2 separate regions of the Homo sapiens genome follow, and region 1 is linked to region 2. A link is a loop called in an ENCODE intact Hi-C map of the cell type or tissue named here. Cell type or tissue: mammary epithelial cell. All regions are shown on one strand. Links, peaks and the distances in the headings refer to the core of each region. The heading gives the core; the rest is flanking DNA.

Region 1 (9,313 bases), core at 1-8,000, 540 kb before region 2:
CCAGTTCCTAATCAGAATCTGTACCTCATGGAGGTTACAGGGATCCAAGGTCATGATAACTGAGGCTTGTACTGCATCTGGACTCAGAACAGAGCAAATGTGTGCCTGGTCTAAGTACTTCCGTAAAATACCCAGTGTCTTGGTGTCCTTCTGCAGCACAGTCTCTGTCGTCTTTGACATAAGTATCGAGATTATACACACATCACTGATAAGGGATAAAAGGCACCCTGGAAATCCGTAAATAAAGGACTAGCAGTCACGGCAGTGCACTGCATTGAGTCTGGTTTGGTTGGGTCTGAAACTGTACCTGAAATGGTTTCTTTAAGTATCTTGCTTTCTCTATTTCTCGATGTTTAATAAAGGAAGGGACACGGACATGTAGAGAAGGCTAAAATAAGAAATGCTGTGTGAGGCCATTTTTCCCCACACAAACCAAGAAAGAAATAAAGACCTTCCCTGCATGGACACCCTCTCTACTAAGAGTGTTCATGCTGCTCATAGCACTGAAGATTCCACATCCAGTGCTTTTTTTCAGTGTTTTCTTAGCTTTCAATGATGTACCTGTCAGTGTGATTATAGATTTAACCCTTAGGAGGGAATCTCTCCTACATTTTAGCATCGGAGACCTAGATTAAAGGCTGAGGAGAGAAGATTAAATGTGGCCAAGAGAGAGAAGCTTTTCTTTCTCATTCCGTCTGGTACAGCCAAAGGGGTAAGGAAGACGCGGGCTTCTCTTACGATAGATTGTGAGGCTGCAGTTTCTATGGTGACTGGTTTCTTTTTCCCTTATTCAGCAGCTAAATGCAGCAACATTCAAACACTTGTAGCTGAGTTTGGCCTTCAGGTGGGACACTTACATTCTCCAGGCATTTGCCTTAAGCCCATATATAGAGACAGAGCTTAATTTTTTCCCCAAGTCATTTAGCAGTTAATGTTTGTGGGATACATGATGGATATCTCCTTCTCATCATGTTATCCCCAAATGGCTTTGAAATAGAGGCTGTTGGCCGGGCACGGTGGCTCACACCTGTAATCCCAGCACTTTGGGAAACCAAGGCGGGTGGATCACCTGAGGTCAGGAGTTCGAGACCAGCCTGGCTAACATGGTGAAACCCTGTCTCTACTAAAAATACAAAAATTTCCTGGGCATTAGTGGCACGTGCCTGTAGTCCACCTACTCGGGAGGTTGAGGCAGGAGAATCACTTGAACCCGGGAGGTGGAGTTTGAAGTAAGCTGAGATCGCGCCATTGTACTCCAGCCTGGGCGACGAGGGAGAAACTCTGTCTCAAAAAAGAAAAGAAAAGAAAAGAAAAGAAATAGAGGCTGTTTTGATGGTAGGTGATTTTGTTAGCAGACTGGTGCATGTCCCTCTGTGATCTCGGTGCCATTGATTGAACTTGGGAGGTTTCTACCCCATGGCTGGAGCCGGGTCTGTTCTCTCAGGCATCCCCAGTGTCTGGGCCTGAAAGCATGGTTCTGCAGAGTACGTGCTCCCCTACCTCCTGTTGCCATTCCCGTTTCTTTACAGACTTGAAGAGGTTTGTTAAACAGAATCTCTTTGGGTGGAAAACCCCAGAGAAGTCCAGTTCGTTGAATACCCGTCCCTGGCAACATACAGAACTGCGAGGTGGGGTTCATCTGTGGGATCCTTTGCCTGTTCTGGGTACTTGAACTGAAGCACATGAATTCCATGGCAAAAAAGGACCAGCGGGGCCATCTAGTTTTTATGAGTATTGGAGAAAATCTTATAAGAGACACACTAAAGAGGGCAACATTGGTCAAACAATAAATGTAACTATAAAAATCGCAAAATCCAGATCTATACAGAGTTCGCCATCGCAGCTGCTTGATCACTGGGGCCTGAGCTCCGCTGTCTGCAGTCCGTTAGATAGCAACTTGCTTTTAATCCTAAACGTTAAGAATTTAAGAATTTAGTCAACTTTCAGTTATCTGCTCCGGGAGTTCTCACTCCCAAATGGCTTCTGCTTACCGCGGATAATTCTGGCTCTTGCCAGTTCCCGGGGAACTTGCAGGGAGGGTGAGATCATATTAGCATGAACTTAGCGTAATTGGTGTATGGGATTTGGAGGTGTGCAAAGGGGATACATCTCTTGTTTATAAAACTAGACACATTTCAAAGTGATCATTGTGCCTGATTTTTTATTTTTTGGGCCATTTTCTATTCCATTCTCTATTAATAAAAATAATTAAGAAAAGATTATAATTCTTTTATCTACAGAAGATCTTATTGTGGATTTAAGCCACGGTAAAATTGTTTGGAGGTGGCTCCCCCATCCCCCCTCCAAAAAACATTAAAAAACCACCAATCCTTTTGCAAGTTAGGCCACCCGTTTAAGCCCCGTAGTGCCTTTCATGAACAGACACTTGCTCCAGGGAGAAACCTGATGTAAAGAGAAGTTTGAGCTTCTCTCTTTTAACTTTAGGACTTCAGAGGTTTGAGAGCTAATGGAAAATGAGGACCCCATGTAATAAGGGGAGCCCAGTGGTGTGGCCATGCCACCGGGCCTTGCCCTTCAGCGCTGTCACCCCTGCCCCCAGGGAGGGCACACTGAGGAGGCTGGCCTACTTTGCTGGGTGTCAATAAAAGGTGTGGGGACTGTTCATTCCTGAGCTTTCTCTCTTCCGTCCTTCCGCCAGCCACCCTACTTTGAATCTGCCTGTCTCAATGACATAAAGTCAAGGATAAGATAAAATCTGCCTCCAGTTTTGTCGCCAGTGCCATTTATAACCAGAAAGGCCAGCACGAACATGTCAGATAAACCTTTACATGAATATATGATGTCCTGCACTTAACAACTTGATGAAAGGAAAGGCTCAGTTTAGGAGAGTGGAAACCTGCTTTAAAGCTCCTTAATATTTAACAAGATCTTGCACTTGTGGTGACCTGCAAAGTCTCTAGATCACAACAGGATTTATTCTTTTCCCTGCCGGCATCTGGATTCTCCTAAAAGTAAATCCATCCAGACATGCCTGCATACGTAACCCCCACCCGGCAAAGGGATCAGAACATTTGGTCATTTCGCCTGTGAGTCTGTACTGATTCATGCACTCCCTGATCCTCAGTCATTGCTGAGCATCCGAAGATTCTGAGAGACTGCAGGTCTATAAACAATGGGACAGGGAGCCAAGGCATGGCCAGAGTGTTACAAACCCTGGCTTTCTGTGTGATAAGCCACTCACCTTGAGGACGTTTTTGGAATATGCATTAACCTTTCAGACCTTTCGGGATAGCATAAAAAGGTACGAAGGAAAAACATAATTGAAGCCATAGATGAATCATAGGAACTCAAAAACCATTCTTCATTGGAAAGTGTTGCAGTGAATTGGTGAGCGTTTCTAGTGATTCGCACCCACGGGCTGCAGACCTTGTGCTGGGTACTGTGCATATACTATCTCACATCCCCACAGTAACCTGACTCGAGAGGCACAGGAGTCTTACTGGTTAAGTTCAGGAATTGCCAGGCTCAGAGAAGTTAATTTCTAGTCATACCTCATACAGAGAGACCATGGGTGAGCCAGGATGCACAGACGTACCTCAAACCCAAGGCCACACTTTTTTTTTTTTAATGTTTCTTTGTTAAACTGGGGTATTTAAAGACTGCGCAAACTCAGTATTATTATAACAAAGAACCAGAAAATGAATTCTGAGAGTATTCAGTGTTGCCTATTCAGTATGGTATTTGAACTGGAGTATGTTGCTCAACTCCTTATTACTCAGTTGCTTTTGACGAGGGCTCTCCTGGGATTTTGGCCAGGATGATTTTTTTATTGTACTAAGTGACAACTGCCCCTGCCCCTTGCCAAATAACTGTCTGCACTGGGGAATGTGGTAGATGCCGCCTGTGTAGAATTAGAACCAGTGGTGTAAGCCGGAAGAGTGGCCCCATTTTTCTTGTCAGTGATTGGCTTAGGGAGAGATTTGTGACCAATTTGGGTCAGTAATAAATGAGGACATCTGCTGGTAGTTTCTGGAATAGGTTTCCTTGCTTTGAAGAAGCAGCATAGGGAAGAGGGGGCCTTGCTCTGCCTGAGAGGCCTGGAGTTTCTGCAGCCATCTTGAGCCCACAAGGGAGGAGCTGGACTGGGGAAAGCTGTCATATTTAGGGTGTGGAAGGAGGAGGATGAAAAGAACCGAGGCCATTTCTGACATTGCTCATGGCTCTGTTCACCAGGCTTTTCTATTCACTTGCCTTTTCTCTGGACCCCTTTGCTGTGTGAGATAATGGATTTCCTTATGGTTTATACCAGGTCGAGTAGGGTTTTCTGTCTGGTCTTTGTGTGAGAAGGCCCTTTAATAGATAAAGGCTTCCTTGGGGACCAGTACCATTTCAGGTGACTGGTCTGCTTGTCTGTAGGTTGGAAATGATTGCTTACTCCTTGCAAACAGAGAACCCATTGCTGCCATAGTGGTAGTAGGCAGTGGGTTAAGGAGTACTTGAGTTATTGTTATTGTCCTGTGCATGCAAAGCACCTCTTGTACCACCATATTGTGGTCACCATTGTTTATGGTTATTGCTGTCATTCATAACAGCATCTTTGAATCTTATACACTAGACATTCAAAGTGGAGGCAGTGGGAGGGTAACAGCAGCACCAGGTCTGCAGTGTAGACTGGCAGCACCGGGTCTGCAGTGTAGACTGGCACAAATGTAAGTGTGAATTTCCAGTTCTTGCTGAGACAGCATCAGAGTGAGTCAAAATTAACAGGGTTGGTTGGCACTGCTGATCACACCAAGGGGCTGAAGGGTGGGTACTAGAGTGAGTTAATGCTGGAGACAGAGGCAGAGAGAATCCACTGATGCTGAGGAAGCTCATCAGAAGTGTAGGGGGAGGAGACCACAAGGTCAGGTGTCTCATCAGCGATACCTGACTTCTCTCTTAACCGAATCTGAATCAGTGGTCCTCAACTCAGGGGCCAGGGGCATGTGCCCTTCAGTGGACATGTGGCAAAGCCAGGAGACATTTCAGTTGTCCCAGGTGGGGGATGCAGTCAGCATCTAGTGGATAGACCCCAGAGATGCAGTTGCAACATCCTACAGTGGCAGAACAGCCCCCCAACAAAGATTCTGGCCCCCAAAGGCCAATAGTGTTGAGGCTGACCATCCCTGTTTCTCACCTGGAAGTGGTTGATGGAGGGAGCCGAGGGCAGCTGGGGTGTGAGGAAGGCTCTGGAGACTGAAGCTGTTATTAGATCCAGTCCAGGCTGCTTGGCAGTGGGCACTTTCCAGTGGGGAGGCTTCCCACTTGTGGCAGAGCACGTAGAGGGGTTTGCAAGCTCTCTGTGTTTACTGGCCTCCACGTTGGTGTCTGGGAAGGGCAAAACAGAAGCTCAGACTGCTGGGTGGAGAAGTTTTGCGCCTTCCCAGCTCTTGCTTCTTTCTGTGAAGCATGCTGGCGTCATGTTTCCATGACAGCAGTTGAGTTAATGCATTTAGGGGCCCCCTCAGCGTCCACCACATCCTGCCTGTTGTAAATTGTGTGGTTCAGGTTGTGATCTATGATACTACGGTCCTAAATTTCTCATTACTATTTTTTAACTTGATTGAATGCACAGCTACTAGACAAAATCGCTCTTTACCTCTGTAAGTAAAAAATAGAAATGCTTATTAGTGTTCAGCAATAGATTTTAAAATTACATTTTTGTTACAAATACTTCACTGGCTAAATTGAAATCAGTGTGATCAAATTGAAATGTCATAATACTATTGATTTAATAAATGCTGGCCTCCTAATATCTGTTTTTCAATGAAACTAGTATTACGGGAGTAATTTTCTAATGAACATCTGAGCACTAGGTCATTGGTAAAACAAAAGAAGAATGATATCATAAATGGTTCTGGATGGTTTTTTCAGCGGGACCTGGCATGCTGATACGAATAGAGGAATTAAAGCGTAGCTCATTATATATTAATTTGAATGTAATACTAACTAAAACCTTCCATTGACTTCACTGAAGCCTAGTCTTAGAAATTATGCAGATTAATGGAGGCCTTGAAAAGAAGCACATGCAATATTTGAGTTCCCTTTGGACCAAAAAACTGGCATGTTGGAACTGAAAAAATTATATACTGTGCAGTATTTTTGTGTAAGTACAATACACTAAAAGATTTTGTTGCTTAAAAAAACTGGGCAGGGTGAATCCTATATCTGTTTTTTGTCTATTTTATTTTATATCCAAATAAGCCGAAAGGAAGAAGCAAAGGACCGAAGGTTGACACTGAGATTGCTGCTGCAGAGGGAGAATTTCCTGCAGCTTTTGATTGTGGAACTCAGGTTAAGAATGTGGTTCCTGGAGCCAGGCACGGTGGCTCACGCCTGTAATCCCAGCACTTTGGGATGCTGAGGCGGTTGGATTGCTTGAACCCAGGAGTTTGAGACCAGCCTGAGCAACATGGCAAAACCCCATCTCTACAAAAAATACAAAAAATTAGCCAGGTATGGTGGTGCACACCTGTCGTCCCAGCTACCCGGGAGGCTGAGGTGGAAGTATTGCTGGAGCCTGGGAGGCGGAGGTTGCAGCAAGCCTTGATTGCATCATTGCACTTCAGCCCGGGTGGCAGAGACCCTACCTCAATGAAAAAAGAATTTGGTTTCTGCATAAGGATGATTTCACTGCCTTTTTTGTTTTTACATGAAAATCCTCACCAAGTACATTTTAATTTTGTTGTATTAATTAATGAGAACTTGTTCTCCCCTGTGCCTCATCTTTCACAATTTTATATCATGTGAGATGTATTTATCTAATAAAGTGGCGATGGGAAGAGGCATTAGCTATTTTCGGAGTCTGTGATAGCCACATAGTGACATTTTAAAAGCATAAGCTTCGGTTCTTCAAGCCCCTCAAGTAAATGTGGAGATGAGTCAAGTTCAGGCAGGCCCAGCAGACATGAATGTTCTTTCTTTTCTGTCTTCTCTTTCTCCTGTCTCTCTGTTAGTAATACTCTCCATTGCTGTCTGTAGATTAATACTCACAGCCACGTGTATACTGTATTTTATAAAGAACTTTGCTGTTCACCCTGAAGCTTTGGCACCTGCCAGAGACATGAGTTGCTGCTGACTCATGATGACTATATCCAGGCAGGTGTGTTTCTCCCGCAGCGATGGTTCACTCCTCCTGAATCAGGTGCTGTCCCTTTCCAGGCACAGCAACCACTGGCAAGGCAGGGACTTCATCAGAGGCAGATGTTGAAAGTGGTGGGTGACCGTGGGTAGTGAGTGCACCCAGGGCAGGCTCTGACGTTGTGGGATCCTCCTGACCCCTGTTTTAAGTGAAAAAAGTGAGACATAAGCCAAAACTATAAAGTCAGGACACCAAGATATTGCAGTTTGTCCATACTCCTTTTTCCAGCGTGATACTCTACTTCCTGTTTCTCACTGTACAGTTTTTTCTTTTCTTTTCTTTCCCCTCCCCTCCCCTCCCCTCCCCTTCCCTTTCCAACGGAGTCTCGCTCTGTCACCCAGGCTGGAGTGCAGTGGCGTGATCTCTGCTCACTGTAACTTCTGCCTCCGGAGTTCAAGCCATTCCCCTGCCTCAGCCTCCGCAGTAGCTGGGATTACAGGCGCCCACCGCCACGCCCAGCTAATTTTTATATTTTTAGTAGAGATGGGGTTTCATAATGTAGGCCAGGCTGCTCTCAAACTCCTGACCTCAGTGATTTTCTAAGTAAATTTCCAGCTTCTCAGGGTCAGCAATCACATCAACTACTTTCCTGTGCGTCCATCATAGGATGGTGCCTGTCACATAGTGTTTAAAATACCAGTCCCAGGCTGGGGTTGGTGTGGACTTTGCAGCCAGCCACGTGTACTAGATTAACCACGTTGGTCAGAGTAACCTGTCTTGGTTAACATCGATAACATCGCATGGAAGTCGGTATCGATGGAGGATAATTGATGAAGCACTGTGGACATTTTGCTGCACATATTTCCTAAATCTTCATTGCTTACTGTATAAACACACAAAAGTAGTCATGGTATTTGTTAATTGTTGATGAAGGTTGTGACTGGCTGTAGGTAAACATTTTGGAAGTAATTTTTAGGACTGGAATGCACTCACATGCTTTTTTCTTAAGCCACTGAAAAGTGCGAGGAATTAACAGCAAAACTTGGAGGTTTTAAGTAAATGATCAGTGTTAGTAGCTATCACTTTTTAACTTAGCAATAGCTCTCTTTGAAAGAAAATTCTAGGGGGCTTTAAGTAGGTTGTAGGTTGTAGTGGTATTGTTTGCTTGTACTAATTATTGATTTTTTAAAAATCCTTTTTGGTCTTTGTTCCGTGGTCTGTTATATAACCTGGTGGCTAGAGGGTGGGCTCAGACTGAATCAGGCTGCTTGGGTTTGAAGCCTGGCTTCTCTTGGTAGCTGTGTGCCCTTGCTTAGATAACTTCATCTCTCTAAATCTTAATTTCCTCCCACAAGAGGGATTCCACCCCACAGTCTGTGTCAGCAGAAAATGACAATGCAGGGAGCATGCCTGCCAGTATTTACAACATGTTAGCTGTTTCTGTCCACTTGATATTACAGCCTGAGCATCTCTTATCCAAAATGCCTGGGACCAGACGTGTCTCTGGGTTCAGATTTTGGAATATTTGCAGTACATTTGTCTGTTGAGCATCTGAAAACCTGAAATCGAAAAGGCTCCAATGAGCATCTCATGTGAGCATCTTGTTGGCCCTCAAAAAGTTTCAGGTTTGGGGCTTGGGATTTTCAGAGTTGGGATTCCAGTTTGTATACACAGAACCTAGTTAGTCTCAGCACAGAGTTACTACATCTTAGTAGGAGAGTGAGAACTGCTCAGGCTCTGGAGGGAATAAAGCTGATGAAACCAGGGTGCAGAAAGGAAGTTGATGTAGATAGAACCACTTTTACCACGTCAGTCTGCTGAAAATAAGGTTCCCTGAAGAGACATTGCCACAGTAGCCTGTGAAGACAGTCTTCCAATAAAATGAATGGCATTTTACTTTTGATCAATATAAAACTACTTTAGGGCAAAAATAAAAATGGGTAGTGATGAATGTAGATGGGAATGACATTGCTGGCATTTATTAAAGGAGAGCAGTTTTTCTGTACGCAATTTGACCAGACTCCAGTACTCTGAAGTAAACAGTATTTCTTTAATGTGACAGGCATATTTGTAAATCTACTAAGGACTTAGTAATATATCCTGATAACGGGAATAACATCATTCTTGATCCAATAATTGCAAAGTGTGAATGATTCTCTAGAGCTTTGCAAAGGCCAAGAATGTCTCTTTCAAATGACAGTGAATTTTCCATTATCTCTTAGTACATAATCG
Region 2 (9,537 bases), core at 1,105-9,104:
CTGGAACATACCCACTCTGCCAGCTCCATACATTCAAGGATCTAACTGTCTCATTTATCATGAATCTCCAGCACCTAGGACAGTGCATAAACCATGGCAGGTGCTTGAAAAATATTGCCGGAATAAATTAAAAACTGAATAAGAAGAGACAATAAAAGCCATCAAGAACAATTATCCCACCCAAATTTCCCCCATAAATGACAGAATGCTCTAGAAATCCATAACTGGAGAATCCTCAGATCCTTTCTAAAGTGACAGGAGGCAGAAAGACAGCGGGTTGGAAGCTCAAGGAGTGGACAATTGAGTAAAGGCAGTAGGGACACGGGTCCTATCTGCCTTCCAAGGTAGTCCATTGGTATGCATCACTGATAAAATGATGGAGGGAAGGCATCTCTTCCAGCTTCATTGTGGGGAAGACCAGCAAGCAGATTCACAGGCTGGCTGGTTTCATCCAGACGCGAAGACACGACTTGAGGATGCTGTCTAGACTGGAGGGAATATGCTACATCAGCCAAAGGCCCCGGGGTTTATTTTAGTTCTGTGCGTACCTTTAACGTCATAAGGTGATGCTGCAGTGCCCTGAGAAAGAGAGACAGCCACACTTGCATGCTGCACCGCACAGGACACTGAATCACCAGGCCACACACTTCGTGGGTGAGCCAGAGAGAATCCATTTAATGAAGGCTTGGACCAGGATTTCCCATACCTTGTTTCATGGAGCTTTGTGCTTTGAGCTACTCCAGGAAATCAATGGTTACCTGGTCAGATAAGTAAAGAAATGCTGCACATTCTAATTCCTTATTTTTATTTATTTTTTATTTATTTGAGATACAGTCTCACTGTGCTGCCCAGACTGGAATACAGTGGCATGATCTCAGCTCACTGTGACCTCTGCCTCCCAGATTCAAGTGATTCTCTTGCCTCAGCCTCCTGAGTAGCTGGGATTACAGGGGTGCACCACCATGCCTGGCTAATTTTTGTGTTTTTAGTAGAGACATGGTTTCACCATGTTGGCCAGGCTGGTTTCGAACTCCTGACCTCAAATGATCCACCCACCTCGGCCTCCCAAACTGCTGGGATTACAGGTGCGAGCCACCACACCTGGCCAGATCTTCCTTCTTTCCTTAAAAAGAAATAATCTAAATTAAAAACTCATTAACCCCTTAAAAAGGAAGGACGTTTTGACACATACTACAATGTGGAAGAACCTGGAGGACATTAGGCTCAGTAAAATCAGCCAGTCCCAAAAGGATGACTATAGCACCATTGTATGAGATCCATAGAATAGCCAAATTCATAGACAGAAAGTAGAAGGGAGCTTGCCAGGGACTGGGGGAAGAGAGAACAGGGAGTTATTCTTTTAATGGGGAAAAAGTTTCTGTTTGGAATGATGCAAAAGTGCTGCAGATGGATGATGGTGACGATTGCACAGCAATGTGAATGTAGCTAACGCCATTGAACTGTACACTTAAGGATGGTTAACATGGTACATTTTATGTTATGTGTATTATTACCACAATTTTTAAAAATTAAAAAAAAAACTCATTAACCCAGAGTTGACCCAAATTTTCCTTCATGGAATAACTCTTAAAAATTATTTTAACCTATCACCACCCACCTCCCAACAACTGCTGTTGCCATGGGGTATATCAACTAGCTTAGGGCTTGAAAGTGAAATTCTAAGCTTGAGGCTTTTTGGGGAGGGGGACTGACACTGTTAGGAACTGATGGTCATGGATAACAAAGCTAAAGCTCTTTTGAACTGGAGTGGGACCAAGCAAATGGACTTGCCTGCTCCCTAGCTGTTCCCCAGGATATTGTCCTTGTCGGAGAACAGATCACAGGCCACAGGGAGGTGGCCGCCTCCAGCATTTAGGAGAAGATCCTATGATATTGCCTAGAGCTGTAGAGATCCTGTCGCTGAAAGCTCTGTGGCTTCTGCCTTCCATTTGTTCCTTTAGTCTAGTTCCCACCTAAGACAGAGAAAGATCATTTGCTCTATTTCCATGTCCTTGGCCAAATTTCACACTTGCTCAAAGGAAAAATAAAAGATTTTATTTTTGTCACACGCAGGGTCCCACATTTGCTATTACAAGAAGACCTATGTGTTAGTCCATTCTCACACTGCCATAAAGAAATACTCAACACTGGGTAATTTGTAAGGAAAAGAGGCTTAATTGACTCACAGTTCCACTGGCTGGGGAGGCCTCAGGAAACTTATAATCATGGCAAAAGGGAAAGCAGGCACCTTCTTCACAAGGCGGCAGGAGAGAGTGAAGCAAAGGAGGGACTTTCAAACACTTACGGAACCATCAGATCTCATGAGAAATCACTCACTGTCATGAGAACAGCATGGGGAAACTGCCCCCATGATCCAATCAACTCTCTTCTTTGACATGTGGGGATTACAGGTCCCTCCCTTCATAGATGGGGATTACAATTCAAGATGAGATTTGGGTGAAGACACAGAGTCAAACCATATCAACCTATTTTTACCAGTTGTTTTGAACCACATGAAATTGTCAAATTTGACCATTTTGACCTGCAAAAATAGCAACTGCAAATGGTTTAAACTAAACAGTTGTGTGCTGATCCTGCCTCCTAACCCCAGCAGAGTTGTTTTCCACAAAGTGTACTCCAGGAAATGCATCTTTGAGCACATGCTTTTTGATCCAAGTGTCCTCTATCAACATCTGCCACGACCTTGTCTCCTACACTAGCCTCCACCACACGTTTCTCTGCCTATAATCTTCTCCTTTCCTGCCCACCTCACAGACATCACCCGGACTTTCAATGAAGCACCAGGCACGGAGCGAGAACACTCAGCTTCCAGTACGGGAGCACTCAGCCTTCCACTCTGCCACTCTCTCCATGCTCCCTGTGTGCTTTCTCATGAGGTGGGGCAATGGCAACCACATTCTCTAGGCTCAAACGGTTTTTCTTTTCTTTAAAACACCTAGCATTAAACGCACACACATATCTTTACCCCAATCGCCTGTTACAACGCTAAATTCTTTATTATCATTATTATTATTATTTCGATAGTTTTGGGAGAAACAGGTAGTGTTTGGTTACATGGGTACGTTCTTTAGTAGCGATTTCTGAGATTTTGGTGCAACCATCACCCAAGCAGTGTACAAGCCCCCAATGTGTAGTCTTATCCCTCACCCTCCTGCCCCCGTTCCCCCAAAGTCCCCAGAGTCCATTATGCCTTTCCATCCTCATAGCTCAGCTCCCACTTATAAGTGAGAACATATGATGTTTGGTTTTCCATTCCTGAGTTACTTCATTTATACAGAATAATGATCTCCAACTCCATCCAGGTTGCTGTGAATGCCATTATTTCATTCCTTTTTATAGCTGAGTAGTATTCCATGGTGTGTATATATATATATATATATATTACATTTTCTTTATCCATTCTACAATACTAAATTCTTAATTCGCCTGCTAACACATCCCTTTCTTCCTCCCTTCTTGTTCTAAGTAATTCCATAGTAAGATTACTCCACCTTGGTGTGTCTGCACAAAACTTCCCTCTCCTACCTCTGGTGCTTTAGTACCTGCCTTTTCCATTTGAAATATCTCCCTATCTCCAACCTGAATCCCATGGGAAATTTGGGACTTATTTCTAAACCACCTCCTCCTGTGTGGTTTTCCAGAACACCCTACGGATTTGCCTTCTGCATCAGAGGGAATTCACTTGTACATACGAATGGAAATACTATTTGTTACCCAGGCCTCCTATGCTAACGCAGATTTTTCTTAGGAAATGCTTAAATACAGATATGTATTTATTTTACATATCTGCTTAACCATTTGGTTTTCCTACTCCACTCTAAACACCTTTAAAGCAATAAATTCATACATGTATTATGTATTTGTATATATAATAAATGTATACAAAATGACTAATATAATTTTGACACATATTTGAAATTCCTTAAGTATCTGTTGCTAGCCAATGTCTTAGTATGCTTGGGCACTTATAAATGACAGAAACTTAGTTATCTCAGTCTAGAGGCTGAAAGTCCAAGATCAAGGTGCTGGCAGATTTGGTATCTGCTAAGGGCACACCTCCTTCATGGAAAAACATCTTCTCACTGTAATCTCACAGGTGGATGGGGCAAACAAGTTCCCACCTGCCTCTTTATAAGGGCCCTAATCCCATGCATGAGGGCATCACCCTCAGGAGCTAATCCCCTTCCAAAAGCCCCACCTCCAAGTACCATTCCCTTAAGGATTAGGATTTCAAGATATGAATTTTGGGGAGACACAAACATTTAGACCATAGCACCCAACTAGTGAACCATCAGTCCCTAGTTCCCCCACAAGCACCGCCCCCTCAACCACACACACACACACACACTCACACATACCAATCTCTCTTCTTACTCAAACCAGGAAGAAAAAAATATTTTATTCATGATAGGCTCAGCCAGCTTAGGCAGATTCACCATGAAACTCAGTGACCTTAATCTTTCCAGTCCCTCCTTTCCTCCAGTCTCTTTCAAGGTCCTGTACCTAATTTTAAATTAATAACTTATCTTTTGCTTAAGGAAGGCCCCCCAAATTCTACAAACTCCAGGCCCCACAGTCCTGAGTTCTCCCTTGCTGGCCACTGAACAGCATGGCTAAGCCCTACTGAATGTGTTCCTTCCTCTCCCTCCTGAATCTTTCTCCTTTTGCATTTCTACAGCCTAATCTTCTACAGATCAGCGGGCTACTATTTTCCCAGGTGGATCCCATTTCCTTCCTTCCTTGCTCCTTCTTGAGCACACTTCTAACCTCTTTGTTTATCCTTCTGCACTAAGACTTGATCTGTGCTTCCTCTAACACCAGCCAAGTTCGTATTCCTGGAAGAATTCACGTGCATCCTGTGACTAGTTCTTCTGACTCATTGATAAAGATTTTTAATATACTCCGTTCTCACAGTTACCCCAGGGGCATTCTGCTGAACACCTTCTTGCAGCTAGATCCGCTGCCATTTATTTATCAGTTCCATTGCATTCGGTTCATGGTTTTGGAGGCAGGTTTCAAGCTGTATCGGAGTTCTCCTATTCCAGCCAATTTGAACTTGTTTCGCAAGTAAAATTTCATGGGACATTTTCATCAAGCGCTTTCCTAGAGTCCAAATAGATAACATCTGCTGTGTTTCTTCTGACCATCCGTGTATTGTGTTGTGTGTGTGTGTATAGACGTGCTCATTTCTTTTCAAGAAGCAAGCCTTTAAGCCTGCCTGGCATCATTGGTACCTAACAAACCCACCCACGTGGCTGTCAGTCCCAGATTTCATTACTCTCTGGTTTGGTGCTAATTAGTTTGCATAGATTAGGATTTTTCTTCCCTCTTATAATTTGTCTTATACTATAAACAATTGTTTTAGCTTTAACAGTGAAGTTGAGCTTATGGAACTACATTTCACAAGGTCCTTCATTCTAGGACCTCGGGGATTCACTCTCTGCTCCCAGCTGCTTCTAATCAAAGCTAATTCCCTCCCACAACATTCCCCCGGCTCCAAGTGCTGACACCAATCTCCCCGTTAAACAAGATGACTCAGGGTGCTTGGGAAGCAGATTCTCATTTCCTGTATTTTCCCACAGCTTGCTGCCGCCTCCCTATGGTACGTTTCCCGGTTCGACATGCAGCTCAGAATTCCCCCTGCCCATCTCACTTCATAATTTGTGTCAGTACTTCCTGGAGTGGGACTGCTTCCCTTGGAAGTTGCTGGAAGGTGGAGTTAATTCAGGTCATGGTCCTCAGGCTGCAAAGGGTCCTGCTGGACCAGAAGCTTCCTGGAGGGGTGGGGCTAAGGGAGCAGAGATGGAGAATGGAAGCTGAAAAGAAGATTCCAGACTGTAGGGAGTTTACACTGGCAGTGATTTGTACAAGACAAAATGAGAAAAACTGGAAAAATCGAGGTCATATCAAAGTGAACAAATAAGGATCAACAGCTTCAGAGAAATGAAGACTTTGCTAATAACAATCAGTGATGGGGGTGATATCGTTTGGCCATGTCCCCACCCAAATCCCATCTTGAATTATAGCTCCTGTGTCCCCACCCAAATCTCACCTTGAATTATAGCTCCCATAATTCCTACATGTTATGGGAGGGACTCAGTGGGAGGTAACTGAATTATGGGGGTGGGTCTTTCCCATGCTGTTCTCGTGATAGTGAGTAAGTCTCATGAGAACTGATGGTTTTTAGAAAGGTGAGTTCCCTTGCACATGCGCTCTTGCCCATCACCATGTAAGACATGCCTTTGCTCTTCCTTCACCTTCCACCATAATTATGAAGCCTCCCCAGTTATGTGGAAGAGTGAGTCCATTAAACCAGTTTCCTTTATAAATTACCCAGTCTTGGGTATGGTTTTGTTAGCAGCATGAGAACAGACTAATACAGGAGGTACATTTCTTCCCCCACCAAATGAACATGGAAGGCATTAAAGGCTTTGAAGTTAAAGGTGGAAGCGCGCTGGATGCGAAAAGTGTGAAAGCTTCTTTCTCTCAAGGAATCCTGACTTCTGTAGGCACAGAGGACAGAGAGACTCAATGATCACTCAGAGAATGAATGAAGTCTGGGAGCTGGGAGGAGATAGAGAATGCCACTGCCACCAGCCCACACTGCACTTCCTTCAGGTGAGACAGGGAGGAAGTGAGAGGGCCCAGAGGCCACGCATTCAGTTTTGCTGTTATCAGTTCCTAGAGTCACAAGTTTTATCTCCCGACACACTTCTGATACAGTACTTACAACATCCTGTCCTTCAGAAACAGCTCAGGAAATAAACCTTGTGACTTCAGGCATTGAGCCATTCTTGGGATCTAAAATCTGTGACATATAGAGTATGGAATGACAGACATTGGAGACTAGGAAGGACGAAGGGTTGAAAGGGGTGAGGGATGAGAAATTGTCAGAGCCATTGGAACCAGAGTGACTCCATCTTTTTTTTTTTTTTTTTTTTGAGATGGAGTCTCGCTCTGTCGCCCAGGCTGGAGTGCAGTGGTGCCATCCCTGCTCACTGCAAGCTCTGCCTCCCAGGTTCACACCATTCTCCTGCCTCAGCCTCCCAAGTAGCTGGGACTACAAGCGCCCACTACCAGGCCTGGCTAATTTTTTGTATTTTTAGTACAGACGGGGTTTCACCACATTAGCCGGGATGGTCTCGATCTCCTGACTTCGTGATCCACCCACCTCGGCCTCCCAAAGTGCTGGGATTACAGGCATGAGCCACCACACCCTGCCGGAGTGACTCCGTCTTGAATAGGGGATGGGTAAAATGAGGCTGAGACCTGCTGGGCTGTATCTCCAGGAGGTCAGCCATTCTTAGTCACAGGAAGGATGGGATAGGAAGTAACAAAGACCCCTCTGATGAAACAGGATGCAGTAAAGAAGCCAGCCAAAACCCATCAAATCCTAGATGGCAATGACGATGACCTCCAGTCATCCTCACTGCTCATTCTATGCTAATGATAATGCATTCACATGCTAAAAGACACTCCCACTGCTGTAGTGACAGTTTACAAATGCCATGGCAACATCCAGAAGTTACCCTATATGGTTTAACCCATATTAAATGATATAGTTTACTTCCAGGGGAATTGCCCACCCCTCTCCTGGAAAACTCATGAATAATTCACCCCTTGTTTAGCATATGATCAAAAACTAACCACAAAAATAGCCAACCAGTAGCCCTTGTGGCTGCTCTGCCTATGGAGTAGCCATTCTTTTGTTTATTTACTTCTCTCATAAACTTGCTTTCACTTTACTCTGTGGACTCACCCCAAATTCTTTCTTCCAGGGAGATCCAAGAACAGTCTCTTAGGGTCTGGATCAGGACCTCTTTCTGGTAGCAAAATTACTTAATGGATGCAATGTACATTATTTGAGTGATGGTTACACTAAAAACCCAGACTTTACCTCTAGGCAATATATCCAGGTAACAAAATTGCACTTGTACCCCTTAAATCTATACAAATAATTTAAAAAAGAAAATCAAAACCTGCAGGGAGACTGCTGTTACTCAGTACTCTGGCTTCCACCTGTCGGTAGTTACTATGAAGAATAACCCTAAAATTATCCCAGAAATGTCTAAAGGAAACATTCATAGTACATTTGATGGTCTGCTATCAGAACTTTTCATGCCATTTTTTTTCTGGTTAAATGTCAAAATAAGCATCATAAAATTCTATGTAAGATTCTAACTGATAATATTAGAATCATTAACATGTTACTGCTCCTTTATGTTTGAGACTCTTCACAACCATTCAAAGACTATCCATTCATTTACCCAATACATATTCATGAAGTTTGTAGGAAAGCTCCCTTCAGCCTACCTGCTTTGAATTTGGTTCCTCACTAATTGTGTTCTAACCTCATCTGCTTCTGCCTCTTTACCTTCCAACCCTACCATCAGTGCCTTCCTGATGAGAAAGTAAAAATTAACTCAGAACAAGGAAGTAAAAACATGCCTGGCCATTCATCAGGCTGGAATAACAGACACAGATAAAGCCATCTTCAAAGTAACAGGGAACAGTATTTCTCCCAAGGACACACTGCAACTCTAACAGGTCAGAACAGCCCCTTCTTTGAGTCACTACTGCTTTTTTACTCTCTAAGAAACTTTGTTCTCTAAAAGCATGGACTCTCCAAAGCTTTGCTGTTTGGAATTGTATCAGTAAGAATGAAACCTCCACTTCTGGCTGGAAAACCTAGTCGCTTTTTGATGCAGAGAAACAATCTAGATCTCTAACTCAGAGGCAGAGCTTCAGATACGGGGTTTCCACATCTATCTCACAACTGCATTGTTTCCATAGAAACAGGACCCTGGGTCCATTTTTCAGTGCAGATCTGATACTGACCCCTTTATACTACCCTACTTCGCTGTGAGCCTATCTAAACACTACTTCATTCAAATTTCATCTAAACCCCACCCTTCCCCAGAATCTAGATTACTTTTATTTCTTCTTTGTTTGGTGAGATGCCCTCTAGGGTTCCATTTACCCGATTGGATTACATCAATAAACCCAAATGTACCAGGCTATTGGTTTGTTTCTGGTGGTCTTAGGTTGATTCAGCTAGGATATTGAGCAGCTAATGTTTATTCTGCCACAAACAGAATAAATTCTCCAGAGGTTGGCAGAATGGCTATAAGATTCATCCCCAGCTGGGCAGAGTGGGAACAGTAGCTCAAACCTGTAATCCTAGCACTTTGGGAGGCCAAGGCAGGTGGATCACTTGAGGCCAGGAGTTCAAGACGAGCATGGCCAAGATGGTGAAACCCTAGCTCTACTAAAAACACAAAAAAGAAAAAATAAATGCTGGGTGTGGTGGCACATGCCTGTAATCCCAACTACTCAGGAGGCTGAAGAAAAGAATCACTTGAGCCTTGGAGGTGGAGGTTGCAGTGAGCCGAGATTATACCACTGTACTCTAGCATGGATAACAGAGCGAGACTCTGTCTCAAAAAAATAAAAACTAAAATTCATCTCCTATAATTATGTATGGTTCTGTTTATATTTTTTCAAAGTATTTAGATG

What was found. A loop is a pair of places that touch in the nucleus more often than their neighbours do. Peaks named below come from ENCODE experiments on the same cell type or tissue, not always from the same donor. Only the 100,000 strongest peaks of a DNase experiment are listed, where the experiment ranks them.
Region 1: a loop joins it to region 2, with 5 times the contacts of the local background. A loop is called at or near these places in 2 of 110 quality-filtered maps.

The regions. Positions count from the first base shown.
Region 1 is chr10:7,255,234-7,264,546 of GRCh38, reverse strand. The region is part of intron 7 of SFMBT2 (Scm like with four mbt domains 2); the gene reads left to right. Among named protein-coding and RNA genes, the nearest start is that of SNORD129, 73 kb to the right of the region's middle. RefSeq lists an enhancer at 6,541-7,740. In mammary epithelial cell, for the core only: a CTCF peak has its summit at 3,972; DNase peaks (open chromatin) are centred at 3,856 and 7,066.
Region 2 is chr10:6,717,668-6,727,204 of GRCh38, reverse strand. No RefSeq gene overlaps it. Among named protein-coding and RNA genes, the nearest start is that of LINP1, 15 kb to the left of the region's middle. In mammary epithelial cell, for the core only: a CTCF peak has its summit at 5,620; DNase peaks (open chromatin) are centred at 4,894 and 5,564; H3K27ac peaks cover 2,170 bases.